Regions from separate parts of the Mus musculus genome. Here region 1 is linked to region 2. The links are chromatin contacts, found by Hi-C or POLR2A ChIA-PET in ENCODE. All regions are on one chromosome and are shown on one strand. The core of a region is the stretch at or near the end of the contact, and the rest is flanking DNA. Distances in the headings are between cores, read along the strand shown. Region 1 overlaps Ascc2 (activating signal cointegrator 1 complex subunit 2). Region 2 holds the start of Ascc2 (activating signal cointegrator 1 complex subunit 2).

Evidence for each region. Hi-C counts contacts between places; a loop is a spot of excess contacts on that map. ChIA-PET counts read pairs that join two places held with the same protein, here RNA polymerase II (POLR2A).
Region 1: a loop to region 2 is called in a map of mouse embryonic stem cell, with 2.1 times the contacts of the local background. The contact joins the enhancer-like site here to the promoter of Ascc2 in region 2. A Hi-C loop is called at or near these places in 1 of 37 maps with a recorded cell type or tissue (mouse embryonic stem cell). POLR2A ChIA-PET finds 5 or more read pairs at or near these places in 3 of 5 experiments (Patski and embryonic stem cell).

What each region holds. Positions count from the first base shown.
Region 1 is chr11:4,676,944-4,680,227 of GRCm38, forward strand. Ascc2 (activating signal cointegrator 1 complex subunit 2) reads left to right here. Exons shown (of 20, transcript NM_029291.2): 16 at 2,309-2,402; 17 at 2,488-2,609; 18 at 3,140-3,239. Among named protein-coding and RNA genes, the nearest start is that of Gm51883, 22 kb to the right of the region's middle. Within about 2 kb of position 2,003, at least 1 of the 3 ENCODE cell types and tissues checked has a DNase peak (open chromatin) inside an H3K27ac peak, as active enhancers do.
Region 2 is chr11:4,635,865-4,639,245 of GRCm38, forward strand. It overlaps Ascc2 (activating signal cointegrator 1 complex subunit 2), which reads left to right and starts at 1,886. Exons shown (of 20, transcript NM_029291.2): 1 at 1,886-1,958.

The DNA.
Region 1 (3,284 bases), core at 753-3,252, 41 kb after region 2:
CATAGACCTAAGATTTCATGAGGCCAGTGACCTGGCAGTGGTCACACAGCTTAGTGAATGTAGAGTCGAGTCAGGAGGCCTGACCCTTCTTTAGAAGCTGTGTGGACAGGCTCCTCCGCCTTTCTGAGTGCTATCGCTTCCTCCTAGAAAGCATGTGTGTGTGTGTGTGTGTGTGTGTGTGTGTGTGTGTGTGTGTTGTCTCCGCAGGACATAAGAACCTGTCTGCACTAGGCCTTAAGAGAACAGGGGTGAGTAGATGGGGAGAGGAAAGGTGACTGGTTTCAGGAGAGCTGTGCTTACTGCTACTTTGTAGGAAGCCATGACTCCACAGGCGTCTCTGGGTGAAGGCCTGGCTTATGACCGCATCTCTCCCAGCTGCTCTGCACCACTCTTCTCCTTGGCTGTGAATGTCGTCAAGAAGCCAAGTGCAGTGCCCTAGACAGACTCCCAGGCCCTGCTCTGCTGCCTGTTGCCTCCCAGGGTGCAGGGCGTGTCCACAGAGGGTGGCTTCCACATCTGGCCCTGCAGAGAGCCAGATAACTAGAGACTACTGGGGTGAGAGAAATCAGAAGTTGACGGGGAAACCTCTGGTTCTTAGTTGGTCCCTGGCCCAGCACAGAATCTGGTCTCTCAGGATGCATGACTGTTCTCGCCAGCTACCTGGATAAGCTTAGAGCCCTTTCATTTTTTTACCCCTTTCCCAACCTGGCAAAGAGAGCCAGGTACAGTGCCAAGGCCATTGTCACAGATCCACAGTCCCAATCCTGGTGGTTGGAAAAGATTCCTGGAGTGGTTGGATGGTTGGTGTTTAGTAGTTTTAAGACAAGGGCTTGGGCTGGTGAGATGGCTCAGTGGGTAAAAGCACCCGACTGCTCTTCCAAAGGTCCAGAGTTCAAATCCCAGCAACCACATGGTGGCTCTCAACCATCCATAATGAGATCTGATGCCCTCTTCTGGTGTGTCTGAAGACAGCTACAGTGTACTTACATATAATAAATAAATCTTTAAAAAAAAAAAAAAGACAAGGGCTCACGTAGCCTAAGCTGGTCTGTAGCTGATGTGTAGCTGTGTGGCTGTGCATGACCTTGAACCCCTGATCCTCTCGCTTCTTCCTCTCTGCGATCACAGGCATGTGCCACCATGCCCAACTTTGGATTTTGTATTTGAAATAGGGATCTCTGTAGCCTAAGTTGGCCTTTAACTCTTGGCAGTTCTCCTGCCTCAGCATCTATAATGCTAAGATTATAGCCATGAGTCACTATTGCCAGCTAAGATTCCTGTTTACCTAAGGTTTTTCTCAGATCTAAACCAAATACAGCATCCTTTCTGTCCCCTTGTGGGGCTCCTGGTACAATCAAATACCCACTTGTCATAGAGTTTCCTCACTTCTGCCCCCAGACCCATGCTGGGCACCAGTCAGGGCTCACTTCTGTCTCTTTCACATGGTACACCTACCTCCATTCAGCATATTTTGTGCCTTTCACCCACAACTCCACTCTGAGTACAGATATATGTCTGACCCATTTCTAAATCTCCTCCCTTCTCAGTCTTAGAATGCTACCTAGCATATAGTAGGCCTTTAATAAAGATTGTCATGGGGCATCAAAGCTTTACTGACCATACTGAGGCTACAATCCCACCGTGTCTCAGGCTCCTACAGACTCAGATTCCTGCCACCCACCCAGAGCCAGTTATTAGAAGGTCTGTGCAGAATCTGTGTCTTGTTTTTTTTGTTGGACCCTCTCCTCTTGATCCAGAGACCAGATCTCATTGCTAAGCTGAATCTCTTGCTTGGCATCTCTAATTGATTTTCCCCTGCAGGGCCAAAAACCACATTCCACAGGCCTGTGTACATGGCTGGCAAACCAAGTTTTTTCTACAGGTTTGCAAAGCCACAGTGGAGACCCGAGCCCCTGCTGACACTGATGTACAGTTCAGTGTGAGCCAAGTGTGTCCCTTCCCCCTCGGCTGCACCCATCTGTCTTCACTTACAGTGGCAGTTGGACCAGCAGACTTTCCTCCTCCCACGGTGCTCTTACTTGGAAACTGGCACTGTAGACCAGAAATTCAGGAGCTGCCATAGTGAGGGGGTGAGAGGAGGAAGGCAGACCCCCTTTGGCCTTGCCCAAGAGACCTTGGGCCTTTCCTGGTGGGCTTAGTACAAAACTGCATGTAGCCTCAGCATGACCTAAGATATAAAGAAGCGAACTCAGCCTCTCTCTGGGCCTTTAGCCCTACCCCACCCCCCGCCCCACAGCCTTCCTGACCCGATACTGTCTCCCTCTTTCCCGGCTGTCCTTGGCTCCAGGAAGGAGGAGAACGTGAGGAGCCTGGTGAATGACAAGCAGGCTGTGGTGGCACAGTGGCAGCGCTACCAGAAGTACAGCGTGGTGGTAGAGGAGGTAGGCTGCCCAGCCTGGGCCTCTGTCTGGGCGTGGGAAATCAGCGGTCTGCCCCCTTCTCTGACCCCCGAGGGTACTGTTGTAGGTCCCCCTGCAGCCAGGAGAATACCAGGCTGATGACTATGAGGACGAGTATGACGACACATACGATGGCAACCAGGTGGGCGCCAACGATGCAGACTCTGATGACGAGCTCATCAGCCGCAGGTGAGCGCCCAAGCCGCAGGCAGCCGGGCTTCCCACTCCCACCGCCACCCCCACTATACACACTCACACACACACACCCAGTGCCACACACACACTCACACACACCCAGTGCCACACACATACTCACACACACACACACAAGCTCCTTCAACTCCGCCCACACTGAAGCCCACAGGAAGCATTTATTTGGTCTTGGCAAGTCATTTTGCATGTTTTTCCCAAGTACAGAACATTTTCCTCAGCAGAATCTTGTAGAGATTCCCCCATTGCTAATGAAAGCAGGGCTTCCCTGATGAACAAAAAACACTGGAGATCCCTAGGGCTCAAGCTCAGCTCCTCCTGCTCTCTCCACACAGACCATGGGACCTTTCTTTAAAGAATCTGGGAACTAAAGAGAAGCCTGCTTTAAAAGCCCTGTGGGGTCCCTGGCTTCCCGAGCAGGGCCTCCCCAGCCTTCTCCCTGAGGCAGGAGGCCACTCTCCAAGTAGACTCAGTCTTTGATCTCTCTCTTTCTCTCTTCCAACCCTCAGGCCCTTCACCATCCCTCAGGTGCTGAGAACCAAAATGCCTGGCGAAGTGCAGGAGGAGGAGTGGGATGAAGAGGATGAGGTGGAAGAGGAGGCCCCCAAGGTATGTCCTAGGCAGGTGGCAGATAAAAGAAGTGCAGTGTGAAGA
Region 2 (3,381 bases), core at 636-3,135:
AGAGGAAAGAAAGAAAGAAGAAAGAAAGAAAGAAGAAAGAAAGAAAGAAAGAAAGAAAGAAAGAAAGAGAGAGGGTAGGAGAGAGAGAGAAGAAAGAAAGAAAGAAAGAAAGAAAGAAAGAGAGAGAGAGAGAGAGAGAGAGAAAGGAAGGAAGGAAGGAAGGAAGGAAGAAAGAAAGAAAGAAAGAAAGAAAGAAAGAAAGAAAAGAAAGGAAGGAAGAAAGAAAGAGCAAACTAGATAGTGATGGTACACAGCTTTAATCCCAGCTCTTGGGAGACAGAGGCAGGCAAATCTGAGTTCAAGGCCAACCTGGCCTACAGTTTATTATTAGTTAATAAACTTAGTTACAGTTTACTATTAGTTCCAGGAGGGCCAGAGTTACACAGAGAAACACTGTCAGAGAGACAGACAGACAGACAGGCAGGCAGAGAGATAGACAGACAGACAGAGAGAAACAGAGAGAAAGAGACAGAGACAGAGACAGACAGACAGACAGACAGACAGGACATGGTTTGTGAATTTGGAAGCAAATTCTTTTTGGACCTTCAGCTGGGACTCCAACCCTGGCTGATACCTTGATTGAAGTCTTGTGGGACACTCAGATGTAAACAGGACTTGCTAAGTCATGCCTAGATCCGTTGTTTATTTATTGTTTTTCAAAACAGAGTTTCTGTGTAACAGCCCTGGCTGTTCTGGAACTAACTTTGTAGACCAGGCTAGCCTTGAACTCACAGAGATAAGCCTGCCTCTGCCTCCCTAGTGCTGGGATTAAAGTCCTGTGCCACCACCACCCAGTCAGGTTTAGATTCTTAATCAAAGAAAATGTGGGCTGTTTTGTAATAAGCTGCAAAGTCTGTGAGAACTTTTTTCGTGGTGAAATATAACCAATTAGCACACTCCTCCCATTTCTGGTTTAGAGCCCATCTACCCACTAATTCAGCCGCTTAACATCTCTCCCATTACTTCACAACTATTTGCTTGTTTTCCTGACAATGTGAGCCCTTCCACAGTATAGCCCTGGCTGTCCTGGAACCCTCAGTCATTCCTCAGCCTCCCAAGGGCTAGAATTACAGGCTGCACCAGCAGCAGCAGCTGGCTATTACCCACTAGTTTTCTGTGATGATCCTTATCCAGCCTTGGGAGCCACTAGCTCTTCACCATCTGAGACATTTCTTTGGAAAAAATGTATCCTGTTCTTAAAATAGCTATACTCAGCCTTTCTGATTTAAACAACATGTGGTAGACACTTTTAACTCCAGCATCTGCGAGGCTGAAGCAGGAGGATAGTCATCAGTTCCAAGCTATACTGAGTTACACAGTGAGTTTTGGGTCAGCTTGCCTACAGTGTACCCGGCTAAATACATGGACAAATCTTAAGTGTACAATTTGCTAAGTCTGCCTAAGTAAACCCATCTGTCCGTCTGTGTATGTGGCCACCGCCAAGATGAAGACCTCCATTTTCATTTGTGGGATCTTCCTGTTTACTAACCTAAGAAGTAACCACCATCAAAAGCCATAACTACACATTTTTAACTGTTTTAGAGCGTTCGGTAAGTGAACTATACGAGCTCATCTGCCTTCCTCTGCTCTCTCAACGTCACATTTGTGATTTTGACTCGTTCAAACTTCTCTGGATTAAATTTGAAAACTGGTAACTGAGTAGGGTGGAAGCCTGGATTTCTGAGAGCTTCCCAAACTGGATTGCCTTAACCCAGGAGGGTGGCCACCAAGAGGGAGTGGTCAGGGTCAAATTCCTGCGCCTCCAGGGGGCGGGGTCGTCTCTGTGGGGCGTGGCCGTGGCATTCCCCACCTCCACAGTTGGCGCCGGGGGCGGGGCCAGGCAGAGCAGGTTGGCTTCCTTTCTGCGCCTACGGAATCGCAGTTTGACCCCGGAAGTGCTGGATCTGTGGAAGCTGTGGTGTTTTGCAGCTGAACATCTCGGGTGTGGAGCCGGGGAGGTAAGTACGTGCCGGGGCCCCACCGGTGGTGCTCGGGAGGAGCCAGGACCGTGCTTCGGGCGCCCTCGGCACCCTCCAGCCCACGGGCTTCGCGGCGGAGCCAGGCTTACACTGCCCCAGCCGCTGTGATTCCCCCCACTTGGAGAACCAGAGCCTGGAGTTCCGGTTCATTTTAAGGCTTGGTCCTAGAGAGACCTGGGACGATCCCCGGTCCCCACCACCTTCTCCCAAGCTTCAGTTTCCTCCATGTTCATTCATTTGTTCAGCATGTATTTGTTGATCGACAGCCACGTGCCTAGTACAGACCTAGGCGCAGAGGGTACAAAGAGCAGGACAGACGAGGCTCTGCTCTCGTGAAGCTTACAGTCTAGAGGAAGGAGACAGTTACACATTAAAGATATGACAGTGAGTAACAAGGAGAGAGACTACAGGGAGAAGACCAGAGAAGGTTTTCTGATAGAGAAACTAAAGCAACAGTAGCTCCGAGATGCTCTCTGGCATATTACAACTGTTGATTATATCACGACCCTCCACCCGTCCACCCGGAAACAGTTAACTATTGATTGGCCTCTGCTGCTTTGCCCAGCATAGACTGTAGAGTGGTGCACACCGGTCCTGGTCCTTTTAAAACTCAAAGTCTAGTGCCTGCGTACATAGTTGGGACTGAAGCATCTAGAGTCAGATGTGATGACACATACTTGTAATCTCAGCACTCAGGAGGTTGAGTCAGAAAGATTGGTTCAAAAACAGCTTAGGCTACATGAGACCCTGTCTACGATGTAACAAAATTAATTAATTAATTGATTCATATATATATATATGTATATATATATGAATGAATGCGAGGAAAGAGTGGTGTGTGATGTTGCATATAGTAGTGTATACCAGCACTCAGGACACTGAGGCAGGAGATTGCTACAGTTAAGAGCCAGTTTATATGGCAAGACCTTGTTTCCTAGTATTTGAAAACAAAATTATGTTAATGCCAAGAAAAGCACTTAGAAGAGCACTCAGTATCTAACAAACATGCTGCTCTTGTCTTATCAATATGTCTTATATTGCCAGGGCTGGGCCAGACATATTGACTTGTCAATATGTTTTATATCACCTGGTAAGAAATAGCTGGTCATATCCTCAGCTTGTCTGTGAGGACATAGTGACTTCCTCCTCCTAGCCTTGATGTATTCATGTGTGTCATATGCTCTTTTGCTGGCATGCCTTTTGAAAGGGTTCGTTGATCTCCATTGCATGGCTGGCCCAATACACATGTCCTTCCTGTGGATAAGGCCAAGGTGTTATTTTAAAAAAAGAGAACACTGGGTGGGAACACTGACGAGCTGCTCTGCTCATTTGGTTTTGTATCCCGGGTTCACATACATGTGGGTACAAATGCATATGTGTGGAGTCAAAGGTCAACCTCGGG